3 separate regions of the Homo sapiens genome follow, and all the other regions are linked to region 3. A link is a loop called in an ENCODE intact Hi-C map of the cell type or tissue named here. Cell type or tissue: psoas muscle. All regions are shown on one strand. Each heading gives the region's core, and the rest is flanking DNA. Links, peaks and the distances in the headings are about the cores only. Region 1 has its middle 52 kb from the start of PWWP3B. Region 2 has its middle 210 kb from the start of RADX. Region 3 holds the start of PWWP3B (PWWP domain containing 3B).

Region 1 (7,479 bases), core at 1,681-5,680, 50 kb before region 3:
AGTTTTTATCTTTGATAATATATCATCATTTTATACATCCTTTTAATAATTACACTTGATATTTTCTTAAGGATGTTTGCATCTACATTAATAAGTTATTGGTCTGTAGTTTTCATTTCTTTTAATGTTGTCTTTATGTCGTCAATGAAATTCTGTTGTCATAAAATAAGATGTAAACTAATACTTTCTTTTCTGTTTTACAGAAAAATTTCTATAGAATTAGTAATATTTATACCATAAATATTTCATAGAATTCCCCAGTGAAGATACTGGGATCTGTAGTTTTTATTGTTGGAAAGACATTTACTATGAATATAATTTCTTTAGTAAGTATAGAACTATGAAGGCTATAAATTCCTTTTTGAGTGATCTTTGGTAGTTTCTTTCAATGAACTAGTTCATATCATTAATGTTGTTAAATTTTTTAGCATAAACTTTTAAATAATATTCCCTTATTGTATTTTTAATGCCTGTAGTATCTGTAGTGATGTTACATCCTTTATTTTTATAATTGGTAATTTGTTTTTTTCTTATAGTTTTTTTTTACCTTTTAAAACAATAAACTTGTGATTTCATTCATTTTCTTTATTGATCTGCTTTTTGGTTCTTACTTTTACTTCTGCTCTTACTTTTACTATTTCATCCCTCTTTTTTCTGTAGGTATAATTTGCTCTTCTTTTTCTAGTTTCTTAATTGGAAGCTTACGTAGTTGATTTGAAATCTTTATTATTTGTTATTCTGAAAATGTTGTGCTTTCTATTACCCTCTAAGTATTACTTTAGAAGCATCTCAAAAAACAAGAATTGTTATGTTTCATCTTTTCCCTGTAATACATTTTCTAATTCTCTTAAGTCTTCCCCTTTGACATATTGAGTTATTTATGAGTACTGTTTAATTTTGAAATGATGAGGATTGTGAAATATATTTCTATAATATATTTCTAGTTTGGTTCCATTTTGGTCAGGGTAGGTACTTTGTACAATTTTAATTATTTTAATTTTGTTGACATTTGTTTAGTGGTCCAAATACGGTCTATCTTGGTAAATGACGCATGTGCACTTGAAAAAAATGTTTATTATGCAAGTTGTTGTGTGGAGTGCTCTATAAGTATTAATCAGATCAGTTAGTTAATAGTTTTGTCTAGATCTGCTTCAAGCTTAAACGCTTTATTCTATTAATTAAGATAATTGTATTAAAATCTCCAATTATAACTGTATATTTTCCATTTCTCATTTAATTTTTGTTTTTTGCTAAATATATTTTAAAACTTAGTTGTTAGGCACATGCCCATTTAGGATTTTTAGATCTTCTTGATCGATTTACCCTTTACTAATGTTATGTCCATCTTTATACCTGTTAATGTTTTTTTGTTCTGAAATCTAAGTTTTCAGATGTTAATATATCCACTCTAGAATTCTTTTGCTGAGTATTTGCATGGTATGTATTTTTCATTACTTTATTAAATGGCTTTAAGTGGGTATAACTGACATATAATAAACTGTATGTATTAAAATTATATAATGTAGTTTTTGACACAGGTATAAACCCATGAAACTATCAGCACACTCAAAATAGTGAATATTTCAATCATTCCCAGAAGTTTCCTCATTCCTCTTTGTATTGTCTTACTGTTTCTAGTCCCTGCAACTCCTGTCTTCTTCCCCAGATACCTATACATTTTGCATTTACTGTGATGTCATATTAATATAATCATATAGTAGCTACTTTATTTTGTGTGGCTTCTTTCATTTATAATTATTTCGAGATTCACCTATGTTGTAGCATACGCCAACCATTCATTTGAATTAATCAGATATATTGATAGATGATAGTTAGCTAGCTGAATAGATGTAGCTATATCAAAGTTTGTATTTTATTCATTTACTTCTTAATAGACATTTGGGTTGTTCCCAATTTACAGTATTTTGCTAATTTAAATAAAGTTGCTACGCACGTTTCTGCACAAATCTTTCTATGGATGTATGGTTTCATGTCCTTCAGGTAAATATCTAGGAGAAGAATGACTAGATCATATGATAGATGTGTGTTTAACTTTTTAAGAAGCCACCGAGATGTCTTCCAATGTGTCTGTACCGTTTTACATTCCCACCAGCAGTGTATGAGAGTTCTAGTTTCTCCATATCCTCACCAGAACTCAGCATTGTCAATCCTTTACTTTTACCCATTCTGATAAGTGCACTGTGCTAATTCATGGTGGTTTTATTTTTTTATTTTATGTTTTTTCTTTCTTTTTGTTTTTTATTATACTTTAAGTTCTAGGGTACATGTGCACAACTTGCAGGTTTGTTACATATGTATACATGTGCCATGTTGGTTTGCTGCACCCATTAATTCATCATTTACATTAGGTATTTCTCTTAATGCTATCCCTCCCCTATCCCCTCACCCCACGACAGGCCCCAGTGTGTGATGTTCCTCGCCCTGTGTCCAAGTGTTCTCATTGTTCAATTCCCACCTATGAGTGAGAACATGTGGTATTTGGTTTTCTGTCCTTGCGATAGTTTGCTCAGAATGATGGTTTCCAGCTTCATCCATGTTCCTGCAAAGGACATGAACTCATCTTTTTTATGGCTCCATAGTATTCTATGGTGTATATGTGCCACATTTTCTTAATCCAGTCTATCATTGATGGACATTTGGGTTGGTTCCAAGTCTTTGCTATTGTGAATAGTGCCACAATAAACATACATGTGCATCTGTCTTTATAGTAGCATGATTTATAATCCTTTGGGTATATACCCAGTAATGGGATGGCTGGGTCAAATGGTATTTCTAGTTCTAGATCCTTGAGGAATCACCACACTGTCTTCCACAATGGTTGAACTAGTTTGGTGTTAATTTGCATTTCCTTAGTAATTAATGATGTTAGGCATCTTTTGACGTGCTAACTTACCGTGTATATCATCCTTAACAAAATGGTTGTTGAAAATTTTCTCATTTTATGTTGTGTTGTTTATCTTATTGAGTTTTTAGATATTTTATGCTAGGGTTTTAATCTTCATATTGAGTTCTGAGGTTTTTAAAATATATTCTGGATATATGACCTTTATCTGATATCTGATTTAAAAGTAGTTTCTCTCTGTAGCTTGTCTTTACATTCTTTTAACAATGTCTCTTGAGGAGGATAGCTTTAATTTTTATCATGTCCAGTTGATTTATTTGTTCTGTTATGAATCTTGCTTTTGGTGTTACACCTAAGAAAACTTTGGCCTATCTTTTCTTCTAGATGTTCTGCAGTCTTAGGTTTTACATTTAATTTGATGATGTATTTTGTCAAAATTTTTCATATATGGTGTGAGGTGTGTATCAAAGAAGGAAAGAAAAAGGGAGATTATCTGTGCTCTCAGAATATTAGGCATTTGCAATTCCTTCAGCCAGAACTAGATGGCGTTCTCTGGAGTTCTCATTTTTCTGTGCCACAATGCTCACTTCTGGGTTTCCGAGTGCATTACATTTGAGTTGGAGGATGCCAAAACAAGAAAACATTAAACTTGCTGCCAGTTCAGGATACTTTGAATGTGGGTGTTCTTTCCCAAATTGCCTTCTGCTATTTACATTTCAGAGTCCTTACATAACTGCTCTATGCATTCTATTCCAGTTTTATGGTTGTATTCAGTGGCAGAGATGAATGAAGTGTTTTTATTTTATATTACCTGGAACCAGAACTGATATTCTAATTTCCAAACATTTCTACCACTACTTTGATCTCACAAACACACACACAACCAACAAACCAATGCCTTCTTTCCAAAGAGAATGAAATATCAGTGTTGCGAATACCCAGAAGCCAATAACCAAGGCTGGCATTAGAAGACAGAAACCCTGGCAAGTAAAGATATGTAAAATACTCTCCATTGTTCAATGAACAGTCCCAGTAATACAATGGAAGAATTCTGTTTCTCACAAATGTGCTACATAAAACTCTCCCTTGCATTAAAAACAAAACCCTCACATTTTATTATACTAAGTAGTTCAACCACATATTTATCAGCTGGACTCTCAATCCAGAAGCAAAATATTTTATTATTTTATATCAGTCCATGCCAATAACTTACCACAAACTTTCCAAATTTAGATAAAGGTTTTTTTAAACTTCTCATTTAATACTTCTTTGTATCCTAAAATCCCAAATAAAATCAAATGTTCCATTTATATTAAATGATATTTATATTAAATGATGTGTAAATACATCTGAAGGTAATTGCTTTTGAATTACACTTTGGGATTAGAACTATCTCAGACTAATTGTTTCATCTTGCTCATTAAAGAATAGAACTGACAAAAGCCTTTCAAGGGAAATCCCACAGAAAGAGGAATATGCTCTCATGTCCGGTAGAATGATTTTTATATTTCAAACTTTGTCTGAAATATCCCCCAAAGTTTCTAAAATGTAATAATCCACAAAAATTGTATTTCTCACATTCCTCTTCATGCTTATTATTTATATTTATATTAAATCCTTCTAGAAACCTCAGAGATTTAAACTACCTTTTTTTTCTGTCTGAGATTAATACAACAGAGATTTGTTAAGTACTTCTTTGTGTTCTCTAGGTCAGAATCGACTAAAAAATAAGACGAGTGACAGAGAGATAGACATTAAAATGTTAGCTTTATTGCTAATAATCTGTACCCAAAATGCTTGCAAATACTTGCTCCCTGAACTAAACAGATTTACTTATCCAGTCTCTGGCATTGCTAGAAAATCACTGCTTTCACCATCTTTCAGCAGCACAGGACAGGTCCATTTTAAATTATGGCACAGAGAAAACCAGAATGGACCCTCCTTGCAGACAGCCAAAAACAAAAGAAGGGTCTGATCCAGTCATACTTAATTTCTTCTCCCAAAGCTCACCAAGCTCTTCAATCATCCTTCCTAAGGAAGGAAAGTTGGGAGAGAGATTAGGAGCGTTACTCTGAAATCAGTTTCCTTCAACAGTGAAGCAAGCAGTAAGGAACATGGAGGATCTCCAACCCACTCTCATTCCAATGTTCCACCAGGTTTTTGTTATTTTAACACATATCTTAACCATTAATTAAGTTTTTGGTAAACGAAGTGTGTAGCTGCACCCTCCTGTCACCAGATACAATTAGAGGTAACTTTTCTTCCTATCCAGCATATTTAAACTTTCCTACTTGTCTGTTGAACCTTGTGTTTCTGGCACTACAGTCCTGAATTGACTTTAAACTTCATCTAGCCACTTCTCCACACTCTCAGAAGCAAGATTTCCCACATCTCTAGCAGCAGACTCTCCATTTACAAGCATAGTCTTTCTGTCTCTGTAGTTTCAGTCTCTTGCTGTAAGTTTACGCCCTGTTCTACTTCCCATCCTATGTCCAGCTATGCTTCTCAATGTGGTACATTAGAGGTTCTAAGATTATAAGATCACATTTAGATAGACCAATAATAAAATGGCAACAATATGGAGATGCTCCAAATTTGAAAAAAAAGACTATTTTTCCTTATGAATTTCCAATAAATAAATTCCAAAAATTAATAACATTATTCTGCTTTTGTGTGAAATTAAATTAAAACCCAAAAAAACTTAAAGTCTTGCACTGTATCTTTTTTTCTATTTATTTTTGGCCAAAAGTGTCCCTGATGCTTGGATGGTGCTGAGCTTGCTTCAGCAGCTACATTCTGAGATGTGTGCTGTTAGAACTGGATAGTGCTTTTAAGGTCTCAGAAATCACAGGAATTTTACTTTTTTTTCACATACAAGACAGAGCAGGACCCAAGAGATTTGATATCTATACTACTCATTCTTTCAATTCATTTAACAAATACTTACCGGGTACCTCTTATGTGCCAGGCACTGTTCAAGGCACTATAGATGGAACAGAACAAAAGAAAAAATTTCTATGGTCCTGAAGCTGGTATTCTAGAAAGCTCTTCATGGGTATGAGTAAAAAAGAGAAGCAACTTCCAGAGTTTAAGACAATTATCCTATGCCAAATTATGTTCCCAGAACATAGTACATGGTTGTTGCCAAAGACCATAGCAGCAACTGAATGTTATATGATGAAAGGGGGGTACACGGGCAAAATATTGGCTTTATTATTGCCAAGTTGTTTTGATGATAAAACCTAATCAATTCAGTGCGAGATTCAATTCTAGAGTTCCAAAAAAATGTTGATTCTGACAGTTTTTGCTAGCATCTTTATTGCCCCTGTGGGTTGACAGATCCTTGGAGTTCCCTACTCCACAATTTCAGTGATTCCAATAAATTTTTTTTTTAGACGGAGTCTCGCTCTGTCATCCAGGTTGGAGTGCAGTGGTGTGATCTCAGCTCACTGCAACCTCTGCCTCCTGGGTTCAAGTGATTCTCCTGCCTTAGCCTCCCAAGTAGCTGGAACCACAGGTGTGCGCCACTACGCCCCGCCAATTTTTGTATTTTTAGCAGAGATGGGGTTTCACCATATTGGTCAGGCTGGTCTTGAACTCTTGACCTCGTGATCCGCCTGGCTTGGCCTTCCAAAATGCTGGGATTACAGGCGTGAGCCACTGTGCCCAGCCTCCAATAAATAATTTTTAATCTTCTACATCACATATTGAAATCCACATTGTAAATGTGTATAATGTATTACAATTTTTATTTGCAATTATCTTGAATGAATGTCTGTCTCTCTATTAAAACATTAACTTACTAAGTGACAGGTAAGTGGGTAATCTCCCATCCAACAGGAAATGCGATATAATTTTTATTAAGGGAGCTTCTGCAAAGTGAAAGGGAAATTATGAAAGATGTCTTATTCCCCCTATAAATCCAGGAGGATAGACTTCAACTATCATAGTCATTACTGTGAAAAAAAAGAATATGTGTCAATGTCATCACAAATGAGGTGCAGTTGACATTCTACGAAGTAAAAATGCAGGTAGATCTGGGTTAAGACCTTAGCATTTGTTTTCACATTCAGTTTTTTAAATAAATTAGACTTTCTAACATTTATTCTCACAAAAACTGTATTTCCTTAGGAAAAACAATTCATTTCAGATCTTAACTTTTTAATTGTGTATATTCAGCCATATTACGATATTGTCATATTTCACCAAATGAAGGCTTTTTCTGTGAGCTGTTTTCAAAATTCTAGATTCTGGTCCATATACTCCTTCTAGCAGTTTGGAATGACTTACTAGTCAGCATTTGTATTACTGGAACCAATTGAAACTATTCTACAAATAAGCAAGGTGATAAACCTTGTTTGGTTTGAGACAAATGACTATTTGGAGCTAAAAGACTCAAAATAAAGTGCTTGCTTTTTCTACAGCTTATATTAGACTACAGGAACTCTTAAGTCAGTGTGGAGTCATAGGTCAGGAGCAGCCAGTTCATGAATACAATGATGCTAGCTGCCTTCCACATGGGAGTAGATGGCTATATTAAGAGAATCTCCCTCAGTGTCAGTGAGGAAGACAGCCAAAAAGACTGTCTGTTTTAAGAAACAATTCAATTGTTAAAT
Region 2 (7,479 bases), core at 1,965-5,964, 230 kb before region 3:
GTTGGCTGATGGAGACATGGACCTGCACTTCTGAGCCCCAGCTTGCTTACCCTGTCTACTACTGGCCCCAAGAGAGCATTGAGGTGGGAAAGGGGGTGTCCAGTTGAGACGGAACCCTGTGCTTCAGCCCACCTGTTACTGCAAGGCTAGGTGCTTGAATGCCTTCATTCCATGGTCCACTCATCTATCTTTGCAGAGTAAGGTCTTGGGCAGATCTCCACAGTCACTTACTCTGGCCACTGATTATGTGTTGAGGAGATGTGGTACAAGAACTATTGTCTTAATTCTCCATGATTAAAATACCATTGCCCAAAAATATCCCATAGTGGGCACGGATGCTTGGACCCAATAAGTTATAAATTACAATTAAATTAAGTCTTTGCATTTAAAAATTGGTTTGACAAAATGAGACTCTAAGGACTGCCTAATTAAAATAGTTAATATGAGCCAGTTGTGGTGGCTCATGCCTGTAATCACAGAACTTTGGGAGGCTGAGGCAGGTGGATCACTTGAGGTCAGGAGTTCAAGACCAGCCAGGCTAACAGGGTGAAACCCCATCTCTACAAAAAATACAAAAATTAGGTAGGTGTGGTGGTGCCTGTAATCCCAGCTACTCAGAAGGCCGAAGCAAGAGAATTGCTTGAACCCAGGAGGTGGAGTTTGCAGTGAGCTGAGATCGTGCCATTGTATTCCAGCCCAGCGACAGAGTGAGATTCTGTCTCAAAAAACAAACAAACAAACAAAAAACAAAACAAACAAACAAAAAACAGTTAATATGGCACAATGTAAATTCAAAATAGGGCCTTCAAGTATGAAACTTATTACATAAGACCTAATGAATGAAGGGGTAATTATCCCCACTCCTTCTCCATTTAACAGCCCAGTTTAGCCTGTTCTTAAACCTGGAATAATTGAATGGTACTTCATAGTGTATTACTGCAATCTTAATCCTATGGTCCTGTCCATTAAGGCCCCATATCCAATCTTATTGAAATTACTGACTCCGTTGAATCTGCACCAGCAAACATTTTGCCATTTTACATTTGACTAATATTTTCTGTTCTGTGTCTGTATCAACAGCCATTCAGCTTCAGTTTGCCTTCACCTCTGAAGAGACATGATACACATTTACCAGGCTACCCACGGGGTATGTCAGCAACCTTGCCATTGCAAATAGTCTTTGCAGGAAAGTTCTTAACTGTATCCACCATTCTCCAGGAGCACAGGTATGATGTTACATAAGAGACACCCTCCTCCAAAGAGATTTATTTGACACACTCATTAAGTATACTCATAAAGGAGCTCATAAAGAGGGGATGGGCCATTGCCCCACACTTATTGTAAGGTTTCAACACCTTTGTTAAGTTCCTAAAATTTATTTGGTAAGCCCAGAACTGCTCCATCCTTGACACTGTCAAAAACCAACTACTGACAGTCTCATCACCCGCAATGTTAATGTAAGTTCAGCATCTTTTACCCATTTCTGAGTTCTGAGGGCAACATAGTCCTCATTTACGATTTTGTCTTAATCTCACTGTTGCTATTACTTGCAAATCAGCACAGCTCGAATGGGCCTCTTCCAACAAAAAGCTCTAGAATCTGTCTTAATCTAAACCAATGGGCACTCCTGTTAGTGCTATGAGAGTTTCCTTTATTGTAGAGGCTTTAGTAACCTCCTGACATGCCCTCACTGTGGTCAATGGACCAGCCATAAAGGTTATAAGTTGATTGAAGGCTTCTGATGCAAGAAACTGCCCTACTAAGCCTTGCACTATATACCATTAGAGTGAGAATAACTGGCCATATGCTGGATGTCCCCAAAATAGAGGCTCTCATAGACCCTGAGCCTTTGGTTCTCTACCTCTGTAGTTGTCCAATATGCTTTGGGTCATGGAACCAGCACCCTGTGAAGTCATGATGGTTACTTAAGCCTCTTTGATACAGGGTGGAACCAAATCTGGGCATTTGGCAGATCATACATGTAAGAAGGAATGACCTCTGCTATCCTCAGTCCCTTGCCAATTGCCATGGTGCTGGAGGAGGTCACCCTATATCCCTTAGCTATGTGGGGAGCCCTTTGGGATCAAATTAGTGAACAGCAATGGGAGTTTATTCTATAGACAATATTGTCACCATCATACGTGTTACTGCTATCCATTTCTTAACCAGGATGTCTGTGATAAAGGGCAGGAAACAAAGAGTCAGCACAATTGGCCAAACTTCAGCCATCATCTTAGCACTGGGTGCCATGACCAACAAATGGCCCAGTAAGTACAGTTTTATGAACTCTTAGGCCATTGCCTCAGAGTTGCCCCCAAAGTAAGGAACTTTGGGAATCTATTCCCTTGCAGATACCCAAAATATAAATCAGGGTGTTACAGACTGAATTGTGTCTTCCCAAATCCCTATATTGAAGCCCCAACTCCCAATGTGACTGAATTTGGAGATAGGACCCTTGAGGCGGTAATTATGGTTAAATGAGGTCGTAAGGGTAGGGCCCTTATCAGATAGAACCTGTGTCCTTATAAGGAGAGAAAGAGACCAGAGAGCTCTTTCTCTCTGCACTTGCACAAAGGAAAGGCTGTGTGAGGACACAGTGAGAAGACGGCCATCAGTAAGTCAAGGAGAGAGGCCTCACCATTAATCAATACTGCTGGCACCTTGATCTGGGACTTCAAATCTCCAGAACTGTGGGAAAATAAATTTTAATTGTCTAAGTTACTCGGTCTGTAGTATTTTGTTATGGCAGCCCTAGCAGTCTGACACACAAGATAACAGATGTTCCTACATGTACAGTTGATTCTCATTATTTCTGGTAGTTATGTTCTATAAAGTCACTGTGAGCACTGAATTAGTGAATATTAAACCATGGTTCCTAGAGTAAATCCAGGCTCACTTTCTGTGAGCCTCTGGTTACAACATTTTCATTAGCCAGTCAGTATATAACCTTGTTTTATATGTGTTTTTGTTTAAAGACACTTTATTTCATGTATATTATTGATTTGTTTACATTGCTATTTAATATATATTGTTTATTCATTTGCATTGAACTTATGGACAACAGCACTATGCTCATGCTTAGCACATGTATTTTCTCCATAAGGCACATCACAGCCTTCTTGTGCTTAGGAACACTAGACAACACTTTAGCACTATGCTTGGGGGCAATTTTAAACAGTGAAATTATTAATAAAAAGCATAAAAGTTTGAACAATGTGGTATTAAATATACTGCAAAAAGGATACTTGTTTATGGTATGAGAGCTGAGACAAGAAGGCAGAGCATCACCTTATCCAACCTCAGCTGGGAACACATGCACCAGATAATTCAATTTTTTTGCTGATCTATGCATGTTTATGAATGACCACAGAAGCACTGCAAGAATTGATTTGGGGTTTATAAATAAGTTTCAGTGAGTAGGTAAATCCTTAAATATGGAATTTGCAAACAATGAGGAAGGACTATGCTAAGGCCCAGTACAAGGCCTCAACAGGATACTCCTTATCCCCTTTGGAGTTCCAGACATTACTGCTATGACCAAAGCACTCACCTCACTTCTCAGAATACACAATCTAGGCTCTTGAATAAGACAGTAAATGGAGCTTCCACTACCCTTATAGACCCCAGGCAGCTGGTTTAATTGACAGGCATAATAGGCTCCTCAAAGAACTCCTATTTAAGTTACAAAGTGATACTCCTCTAGGTGTCACTATTACCACAGGCATTGATTAATCTAAATTAATGCCTTCTAGGACATGGATTCACTATACCAGTGCCACTCAGGTCCCTCAGTTGCCTTTATTGGCCATAAAGGGGGACACCTCTGAAGTTCATGCTTTTGATGACCACCTCACCAGGTGGCCCTGTCCCTGCCTGTCTCCCTAGGAAGTGAAGTAGACACTTTTCCTTCTCACCAATAGGGTTGAACAGGTGATCAAAACAGGGTGCAGGATAACAGGCAAGACACAAAACAGACATGAGAGACACCCGTTTGAGTCCAGATTTTAGCCCATTCCCAGGGCATGTGTATTAGTCTGTTCTCACACTGCTATAAAGAAATACCTGAGTCTGGGTAATTTATAAAGAAAAGAGGTTTAATTGGTCCATGGTTCTGCAGGCTGTACCGGAAGTATGATGACATCTCCTTGGCTTCTGGGGAGGGCTCAGGAAACTTGAAATCATGGTAGAAGGTGAAAGTGGAGCAGGCACTTTCACGTGGCCGGAGCAGGAGCAAAAGAGAGATGAGGGAGGGTGCCACACACTTTTAAACAGTCAGATTTTGTGAGAGCTCGCTCACTATTGTGAGGACAGTATCAAGAAGATGGTACTAAACCGTTCACAAGAAACTGCCGCATGATCCAATCACCTCCCACAATGTCTCACCTCCAACGTGGGGGATTACAATTCAACATAAGATTTGAGTGGGGATATAGATCCAAACTGTATCAGCATGTGTGTTTGTATGTTTGTGTATGTGTGTAGACACTTCACTTCCTAAAGAGGCACTTCTATTCTCTAGAAGTCTCAGTCATCACCAGAATTTATATTGATGTGAAGGCATCAAGGAGTCAATTATGGTGCAAGGCCTAAATTAATATTATGCGCTTCCTGGACATCTGGTAAAATTAGGAGGACCTTGAATGTCCTAACTGCAAATTCCCCTCTCCACTCGGTGCCTGCAGGTAAGGTCCCTTAACAAAACAAGTCTCCTTATTAAATGAGCCAGTGCAGTTCCTGCTTATCTTTAACTAGAGAGTTTCAATTCCTTGCCAGTCTGTGTAATTATTCGAAGAAGCCAGTCACATTCTCCCCCAGGAATCAGGGACACTCCATTCTTTTGATACTACAAAGTTTGCCTCCTACAAACCCTGGTTGTTTATTGTGTTTCTGAATGTAACCCCAAGTGGCCCTGTGTGGTGTATTATGTACTCTCCAGGGCTTTAAGTGTATGTGACTAATAAAACTGCTAGTGATTTCATCTGTCCAGTGTTGACTGTCATGTGTTTGGCCATCCCCATATCCCTAGGACAGGAATCCCTCCCTTACCAATGGAGTGAAGAAGAGGCCACCAAAATGGTTATAGGGTGATGGACAAGACACACAACATTGACCTGAGAGACACCTGTTTGAGCCCACATTTTAGCCCATCTAAAGCATATATGTTTGTCTTTCTCTCGCTTTCTGCGTGTGTGTGTATTAAAGGGCTAGGGGATCTTTTTTGATGCAACAGAGAGAAATTATTGATTCAGCTCTATTGGAGGGAGATAAGACTGTGCAATCTATGGTTGTATAATTGTGTGGCCTGGAGTGGGTGTATTTTGTACTTACTTGTGTGAAATGTTTGAAGATACAGGGTTCTTTTCTATGTTTACTTTAAATTTATTTGGGTCTCATAATATCTGAAGATGTTTGCCAGTCATCCACTTATTTATGTAGATCACACATAAATATGTATTTGCAGTGTCTATAGATCCTGAGTGCTGGCACATGGGTAAAGCATGGTTGGAAACAGGTTGGAGTACATTGCTTTAATTCAGGAATAATTCATGCACACATTGGAATGCTGCTAAATGAAATTTCATGATTAAAGATAATTGAGAATAAGTTTTTACATGGCAAACCAGAAATGAACATGTACCCAGTGGAATAAAAAGGTAGTTGGGTAAGGTTCTAGCAGATAGCACTGCAGTTTCCACATTACCACATGAGACTATTAGTGCACACACACACACACACACACACACACACACACACACATGCTGAGATTTGCGGGGAGTTCATTTGTTAATTTGAGAAAGATCCTAAGAGTCTCATTAATGCCCAGGGCCCAGGGCCTGTTCTCATTCAGAAGCTACTTGTGGGGGAAACAGCCCTGCTAATGATCTCAGTTGTCTTGAGTGAGCACATCAGAGACCTCTGAAAAGCCAGCTCTCTGCAGGGCTACAGCTGGGTACTTACATGTACTCACCCAAGACACTTCTAGGCTGGAAGCACATGATTAATGAGAGTAATGCCAGCTTCCAGAATAGATGTCTCTGTGAAGCCAGCCCTGAGCCTCAAGAATCTGAAATGGCTTCATTGGGTGAGGGTCACAAATCTCTGCTACATGAACAAGGCTGTCTGTCTGTGTCACATGCCATATGTCCAGCCCTGAGAACAGGTGTACAAGAGCAAAGTTGACATGGATGTGACAACAAAATGCCCAGTCCCAGGCCACATAGAGGAAATGTGACTTTGAGCTGGAGAATGTATACTGGTTGGCTCAGCTCAGGAGGGCACTGAGGGTGGAAGATTACTTTTCTTTAGTCAATCAGATGCCCCTGGAAGGAGGATTCCCTGTAATCGCAAGAGCCATGTCCATGCTGATTGCAAGGTGGGGCTCTTTCAGAGGTTGAAGTAATGCATTTTTTGAAGGCTCCCACTTGCCTGCTTCCTCCCCTCTCCACTTCTCAGAAAGCCTTCCCCATACCCTGATATCCTGCCTGGTAACATGGACAGTCTTTGTGCCTCACTCTCTGAAAAAAAGCTGGGGCGGGAAGGATGAGTCTTCCTCGCTGCTATGTTTCTGGCTGACTCGCTATGGGAAGAGAAGAGGGGTATGAAGAGTGCATATACTTATGACTGGACATGACTGTATGTGTGCAGGAGAAAGGAATTCCTAGGAAAGTTAGGGGCTGGGGTGTTCTCTGCTGTTTGTTCTCTGAGAAGCAATGTGGCATTTACTGATAACCAGTTACTTCTCTGTTTCAGGAAAAAGTGTGCAAATAAGGCTGTGGTTCAACAGGTTTTGGACAGGATGCTGATGGGACACAATGCCCATCTGAGACCAAATTTTGGAAGTAGGCCACTTCCAGACACTTGAGACCTTTGTGTTAGGTCAAATAGAGCTGAGACACAGCAAACCAACCCAACTGGTAAGCCTACCAGTGGCCCTCCGCAGGCTCTACACCTCTGCCTCTCTAGATCCCACCTTCCTGACCCTGAAGAGACATGCAGCTGAACACTCCCGGGCCTCCAATCTCCAGGCCTTTAGCTCTATCCCTGCAATTTCTGCCACTTCTTTGCTTGTATATACAAGAGATCTTCTGCTCTTTCCACAGTCCCTTGTGAGGGCACCAAGCCTAAATATGCACCCCCTGTTGTGGCTGAAGAGGCAATGGGTATGCAGGCTTCAGGGTGCTGTGCTTCTCAAGCTGGAGCTTTCTGCTCCATCTATTACACTCTATGGGTAAGGCACTTGAGCACACATTCTTTGCACCCTGGGCACTCTCCCTGTTCATTTTATTCAAAACTGTGTGCATATTCTTCACCATGCAGTCTACTTCACAAATCTCTGTTCAGTCTACTTTGACTAACCAGGCCTCAGGGTCTTCCCCCATTGTCCCCAAGCCTTCAGTTCCCACTGATTTTTATTGGCTCTACCTCTGGAAAACATCCTAACTCTGTTCTTATCCCTCCATTGATCATAAGGCCCCTAGC
Region 3 (7,479 bases), core at 1,529-5,528:
CCTGGTAAGCAACTTTAAAATGACACAGAGTTCTTTGGTGAGATATGGATTTCTGTTGGCAGGACCCAATGTTTAGCTTGTAAGAGTTTATCACCAAGGCATTATGACATGGTTATGTTTCTGAATTTTTCAGACAGCCAAAAAATCAGACAGTGTGGGTTTGAAACCTTTATTAGCTCAGCGGAGAAAAACTGTCCAATCCTTGACAACAATGCTAGGTTGTCATCTCCCATATCCTAGATAGCATAGTCAGCAAGGATGCATGGGTCACCTGTATCTCTATATTAACCTAGATTGTCCAAATATTAAATATTAAGCCATTAATATATTTAAAAATACAATAATAAAAAGAGTTTTAGCTACTTAGTTGTCTAGAAAAGCTGTTTTTTGTTTGTTTTTGTTTTTTAAGAAGCCTCATTCTATTTATCTGGGGATAGTAAATGGTTCTCGTCTGTTGTAGCCTCTTTTATCCCCCTGAACCTTCACAAAGTAGCTTGAATAAAGTATTTTCAATGGGTGATAATTGGATTGCATTAAAACATGGCAAAGAAGAAAAGAGATCAGATAAAAAATTTACTTTACTAAGTAGGATGAAGGTAGACGATGAGAATATAGACAAGACACAAGTCAGAAGAACGAATAATGGGTATCAGATAGGTGGGGTTAGATGTGTGGAATATATTTGGGGGGGTACAAAAAAGAGAAGTATTATAACACAAACCCAATATCCCATCGTTATTTTCTCTGTTGTGTAATAAAAAAGGAATTGTGTGGGAGGAGCTTTGGCAGTATCGGGGACATTGTTTTTGTTCTTGGATAATTTGGCCTTTTGCAACCCTCTGAGTTATCGTAAGTGAATGCTGGGTTCTAATCTTTTCTAAGCTGCCACTACTGCCCTGTCTATCCAAGGCAACCAAAGGAGAGCTCACGGACACAATGAGGCTCAGCATCAACAATCTCACTGACAGCACAACGTTATGAGGCACGGATTTGTGATGGTTGCTGGGAAAGAATTAAGTTTGTTAAACCACTACAAAATATTATTTAAGAGAATATAGTCATGTCGTGCATAGTGACATTTCAGTCAATGACAAACTGCATATATGACGACGTTCCTGTAAGATTATAATAAAGCTGCAAAATTCCTGTTGCCTAGTGATGTCGGTCACAGCCATTGTAACACTGAAGCACAATTCATGACTCACCTGTTTGTGGTGCTGCTGGTGTAAACAACCTACTACACTGATAGTGGCATAAAAGTATAGCACATACAATTATGTGACGTACCTAATACTTGATAGTGATAATAAATGACTGTTATTGGTTTATGTACTTACTGTACTTTTTAATCTTATTTTAGTATATTCCTTCTACTTAGAAAAAAAAAATGCTAACCGTAAAATAGCCACAGAGCAGGTCTTGATTCAGGGGGTATTCTAGAAAAGGGCATTGTTATTCTAGGAGACAACAGCACCATGAGTGTTACTGCCCCTGAAGACCTTCCAGTGGGACGAGATGTGTAAATGGAGGATGGTGATATTGACGATCTTGACCCTGTGTAGGCCTAGGCTAATATGTGTGTTGGTGTTTAACAAAAAAAAGTTTGAAAAGAAAAAAAATAAAAAATTTTTTAAAATAGGAAAAAAGCTTATAGAACAAGGATATAAAGAAAGAAATTATTTTATTTTATTTTTTTTACTGCTGTACAATGTGTTAGTGCTTTAAGGTATTATTACAAAAGTGTTAAAAGATTTAAAAATTTAAACATTTATAAAGTAAAATGTTACCATAAGCTAAGGTTAATTTATTATTAAAAAAATATTTTTTTTTATAAATTTAGTGTAGCCTAAGTGTTCAAGCTACAGTAGTATACATAATATTCTAGGCCTTCACTTTCACTCACCACTCACTCACTGACTTACCCAAAGTAACTTCCAGTCCTGCAAGCTCCATTCATGGTAATTCCCCTATACAGGTATACCATTTTTTGTCTTTTATGTCATATTTTTACTGTAACTTCTCTATATTTAGATATGTTTGGATATACAAATACTATTATAATGATAATAAATGACTGTTATTGGTTTATGTACTTACTATACTTTTTAATCTTATTTTAGTATATTCCTTCAACTTAGAAAAAAAAATGTTAATCGTAAAATAGGCACAGAGCAGGTCTTTCAGGAGGTATTCCAGAAAAGGGCATTGTTATTCTAGGAGACAACAGCACCATGTTGTAGGCAGTTGTGTTGCAACTGCCTACAGTATTCAGTATTCACCACTGTAGGCAGTTGTGTTGCAACTGCTTATAGTATTCAGTACAGTAACATGGTATACAGGTTTGTGGTATAGGAGCAATAGGCTATACCATATAGCCTAAGTGTGTAGTAGGCTATACCATATAGCCTAAGTGTGTAGTAGGCTATACCATCTAAGTTCGTGCAAGTACACTCTATAATGTTCTCAGATAAAATCGCCTATTGAAGCATTTCTCAGAATATGTCCCCATCGTTAAGCCATGCATGACTGTACAGGTGATTCAAGAAGGTCATAAGACCTTAAGCAGGTTCTAAGAAACCTTTATAACTATGTTATCTAGTTTATGGTATGACAACCTAGTATAGTTGTCAAGGACTACAGAGTCAGGCCTCAGGGAGACACCTGCATAGCCTCTTGCATGATTTCTTCATAGTGGTATAATATATGGATTCTTTCCAAAAACTAGAAGTTATGACTTTTAATTACAAACATGATAGCTGTAGAACAGGAAACAAAATGAAGTACACCCCAAATTCTCAACCTAACATAATCCTTACATGAAATGTGGCTTTTAATTTAAAATGCTATGATGACTGTAGAGCCGGAAGCAAAATACATTGTTCTCCAAGTTCTCAACATGTTTATACCGTGAAATGTTTTGTGAAATGGGAAGAGTCTTACTCACTGTTACATGGATACTGCTGGGTCTGGTCCTGTGGTCCAGCTGTCTTGATTCTCACTCCAGCTGCTTGTCCAGCAGGGTCTTTACCTGGCTCAGCACTTCTGTGGTTGACCTGTCTTTCTGGGGCTCGGCTGGCAGGGAATCAAACCAATGAAATGGAAAAGGTGTAAATAAATTTCCCTACCTAAACTCTAACAGGCTGTCATTCCAAAACACAGGAATGAGGCAAAATCTCATCTGTGATGTAGATGCCATCTATTTTCCTTCATGTTATTATAATATGAAATGCTCTCTGGGTCAGTTATGTTATTTCGTTCATGCTAAAATCATATCCTTCAGGAAAATTATGAGGTGGAGAAAAGAGAGAAGGGAAAGAACAATTGACTTGTTTCTACTATGGGCCAGACTCTATGTAGCAGCATTTTTTATGATTTCTGTGTGAGTCTTCATGTCAGTTATTGGTGGGGATTTTTCTTCTAGATATTTATAATATTTTGAATGGAATTTCAATCACACTCTACATGCTGTCTCATAGTCGGCTAATACAAAACATATTTCATTGCTTTGTCCACTTCATAAAAATATTTGCCTGGACAAAGCTTAGTAAACCTGGCAAGCACCATCTTGTGACCAGAACCAGAACTGCAGACACTCAGGCTTCTAGAATTTTTCATTCTCAGTTTAAGAGTTCTGTGCATGTGTTATACAAAAATGGGATCATAATGTTCTCATTTTAATATTTTTCATCATAATATCTCTCATGCAAATTGTATATATCTTTCTACATCTTTTGGATTTCCAAAGAAGAAAGGAAATCTCCACAACAATGGTCAAAATGTAATGGTTTGCTCTGTATATTTCTAGATTTTTTTCTGTAGAGACTTACCAATGTGGAAGCTTTTTGAAACTAGACCCTTTATTCCTCCAGTAATATATTTGAACATCTTTCCATATCAATAATTATTTTCCATATCATCTTTTTGTGAATTGCTTTACAAAATTTTTTCCACATTTCTAAAATTTTATGTTTTTCTCATGATGAAAATTATTCAGGCTTGCTCTTTTCAAAATGAAATTTTTAAAATGGGGAAATGTAATACATAGAAGGTTAAAATATTCTGTCTATTAATTGGAGATATGTGTGGAGATATAAGAACACTTATATCTCCAATTAATAAAGTGGCATGTATTATTTCCAGATTTCTCCAATTAATAAAGTAGCATGTATATTTCCAGGTTTTTATTGCATACACTGTACGAATGCATGCACATTCTTTTTGGTAAACAAATAGGATTACATGATACAGGCCATTCTTCAATTTGCTTATTTTTAGAAACTACCTTGGACATTTACTCTAATCATTGCATTTAGAGTTAACTCATTCCTTTTACAGCTGCGTAGTATTCAACATTATAGATATACTATCCTATATGACTATGTCATAATATGTTTAAAACATTTTACGAATTATTCCTCAGGAGTATAAAGATAAATATGTTCTGCTTGAACCAGAGTCTGGACTATAGCCTCAATAGTTGAATTGCAAGAAAAGCACAAGCAATCAGGTAATGAGCCTTCTCAGACCCATAGAAAAATCCTACTGCAGCTAAAGACAATGGAATGTGTGTGTGGCTATTTGCTCAAGTGTCTGTAACAAAAGTGATTATTCCCTTTTCAGCTCCATTATCGTTTCCAAAAGAATCTAAAAGTACATAAAAATCTAAAGATGAAAATACACATCATCAGTACTCAAACCCTGAGTTGTTCACGGCATACATTTGATGTCTAATCCTTTTTATTTTTTTCCTCATCACATACATGTTTGAATATACTATTTAAAATTACATTTATTTAGCCACATATTTGAACACCTTTCCCTGTTTATATATGAGTTTACGCTATTTTGGGGAAAGTAGCTTTTCCCCATGATTTTAAGTTCTCATCTCAGTTTCTATGCCGACATAGAAACTACATGCTAAGTAAAATGTGGAAGAAAGAAGTGGAAAATTTCCTCCTTTTTCCCCTGACATCCTTTTTTATCAGGCATCCTTTATTACTAAGTATATTGTTTGTTGTGTTTTATTATACTAATGCACGTCTGTTATTGTTATGATCTTTTAGATTTTTTCCATTGCAGTACAAATAGGAATGTACAATTCTCTTGAGAGATAGGTAGAAGTACAGACAAAGATCATATTTTGCACATTATTTAAAAAGCTATTATATTAAGTCATTGTGTATCCCTTGACAAATAACCAAACTAATTCTCAGAGATACTCGAATTTGCACAGTTATGCATTACTTTAAATTACTAACATACTCCACCAAAACAGTAAGATTTGTTAGAAACACAACACATTCAAAGTAATATAAAAAACCAACATCCCCAACAACTTAATTTTTCATTTAAGACTATTACAACCTTTTTCAAAATAAGGAAGATTAAACTCCCAAGTTTTGTTTCATCATTTATCTCAGCCACCACTGCCTTTTGATGGAAACATAAAATGCTCTATTAAAAAGTTAGCTTTTGCTACCTCTTTAAGAATATTTTTCCACAGGTGTAATGTTGATTACCACCTCCCCGACTGTGGACTTTTAAAATAATCTGAAGGAACACAAAACACAGATATTAATTCCCTCACAGAAACAACGACCCTCACAGAACGACACTCCTTTCCCGTTATTCCTAAGCAGCACTCTCTTCTTTTCTCACCTTTATTCCAAATCTTCGAGAACTCTCTGAAAATAACTAGCATTTACGACAGCCATTACCTCCAAGCTTCTCCACGGAAGCCTCCGAAGCCTGTGTGTAATGCAGCTCCTCCCCGAAGACTGGCTGGGCGCAGCTTTCTTCCAAGCTCCTAGAGGATGCTCCGCCCCCTCTCCGTGATGGGGAAAGCACGAGGTTCTTCCTTCGCTTAGGAGAAAAATGACCAACTTAAACCGAAATACAGTTAAAGGGAAGAAATGTTCCTCTTAAAGTACTTTAAAGTGTAATGGTAACCTATGTCTGTTCAATTTCCATTCAACCCCCTAGGATAGGTGTTTTAATGGAAAAAGAGAAGCAACAGCAAATCTCTTTTTCATATAATAAAGATGTGGTTAAAACGTTCCTTACATATATTTTTTCTGATCCTCTTTTGTACTTTATTTCTGGTAAATTTAAGACCTACTGGCCAAACTTCACAAAAAAACATACGCTAAGTATTTTGATTTGGATTACAGTGAATTAATACTTTATTTTAGGTAGAATTAATTCTTTACAATTTTGAATCTGAACCTGGGACATAATATATCTCTCCTTTTATTCAAGTTTCTTATACTTCTTTCCTTAGGTCATTTCCAAAGAAAAATCCTCAGACAAAATCTGATTATACTGAAATTGAAAAAAAAAATGTATTAAGCGTAAAATCACCATAGGCCAAGTTAAAAAATCAGCCGCAAACTTAGGAGTGCTTTTCAAGTGCTTTTGTTTGTCCATATGATTAGATAAACAAAAATATACCCAAGCTAGTTCTTTCATTTCAATAAGAAAGAAATGAACAACAAAGTAGAGAAAGGGGCAAAGAACACAAGCAGAGAATTCCCAACGTCCTTCCCTATTCCTGATATTCACTTCACTGTGAAGAAATCTCAAAGCAGTGTAACTTGAAGGCTCTCTGCGTCTTCTAGACTAGAGAAATATGCTTCTAGGCTGATGGATAGGTTTCCTTAAGTCTGGAGTTCTGTTAGTCTCATTTCACTCTCACAAGCAAAGTCCTGCAATTTATCTTCCCCTCTTAATAAAGCTGACAATTTTGGTTTCATCTGCTATTCAACTTATTTTTACCACATTTTCTTCATTATTTTTAAGATATGACAATTGTAAACTTTTTGTACCCACGAGATTACCTCAAAATGTATAATAATGCAAAAATGGATAGAAATACATTATTGGGCAAGTAAGAAAAATTTGATTAGCTCTTATAGAAGTAAAAGGAACTGGTGGTCAGTGCCTCCTCCTGAGGCTCTTTTACCTACAAAGTACTTTGATCTCTCCCAGATTAATGTCTGTTTATTTTGGTCTTGGAATGTGATTTTTTTGTACAATTGACAAAAATTATATATATTCAAGATGGGTAATGTGATGATTTGATATATGTGTACACTGTGAAATGATTACCACAATCAAGCCAGGTAACATATCCATCACCTCACATAGTTACCATTTCGTGTGAGATGAGAACGCTTTAGATCTACCTTCTTAGCAAATTTCAAATATACATTACATATTATTAACTACAGTCACCTTTTCATGTACCTTTTGACCATTTGCACATTTTCATTGGAAAAAATAACTACCCAGTGTCTTTTACTCATTTTTAAAATCAGGTTACTTGCTAGTTTTTTCTTGACATTGAGTTTTATAAGTTTCTTATTGTGGGTATTAATTTTATAAGTTTCTAATTGTGGATATTGACTCCTTATTGGATGCATGGTTTGCAAATATTTTCTCCCATTCCATGGGTTACCTTTTCATTCTGTTGATTATTTT

Evidence for each region. Peaks named below come from ENCODE experiments on the same cell type or tissue, not always from the same donor. Only the 100,000 strongest peaks of a DNase experiment are listed, where the experiment ranks them.
Region 1: it touches region 3 in a loop (3-fold over the local background); 5 of 110 quality-filtered maps call a loop at or near these places.
Region 2: a loop joins it to region 3, with 2.9 times the contacts of the local background. A loop is called at or near these places in 26 of 110 quality-filtered maps.

The regions. Positions count from the first base shown.
Region 1 is chrX:106,216,293-106,223,771 of GRCh38, reverse strand. No RefSeq gene overlaps it. Among named protein-coding and RNA genes, the nearest start is that of PWWP3B, 52 kb to the right of the region's middle. In psoas muscle, for the core only: CTCF peaks have their summits at 3,180 and 3,382; no DNase peak of the experiment used is centred there; H3K27me3 peaks cover 254 bases.
Region 2 is chrX:106,394,204-106,401,682 of GRCh38, reverse strand. No RefSeq gene overlaps it. Among named protein-coding and RNA genes, the nearest start is that of RADX, 210 kb to the left of the region's middle. In psoas muscle, for the core only: a CTCF peak has its summit at 3,689 (motif pointing right); no DNase peak of the experiment used is centred there; H3K27me3 peaks cover 329 bases.
Region 3 is chrX:106,166,605-106,174,083 of GRCh38, reverse strand. PWWP3B (PWWP domain containing 3B) reads right to left here and starts at 5,779. Exons shown (of 4, transcript NM_001171020.2): 1 at 5,659-5,779; 2 at 2,945-3,072. In psoas muscle, for the core only: a CTCF peak has its summit at 3,574 (motif pointing left); no DNase peak of the experiment used is centred there; H3K27me3 peaks cover 580 bases.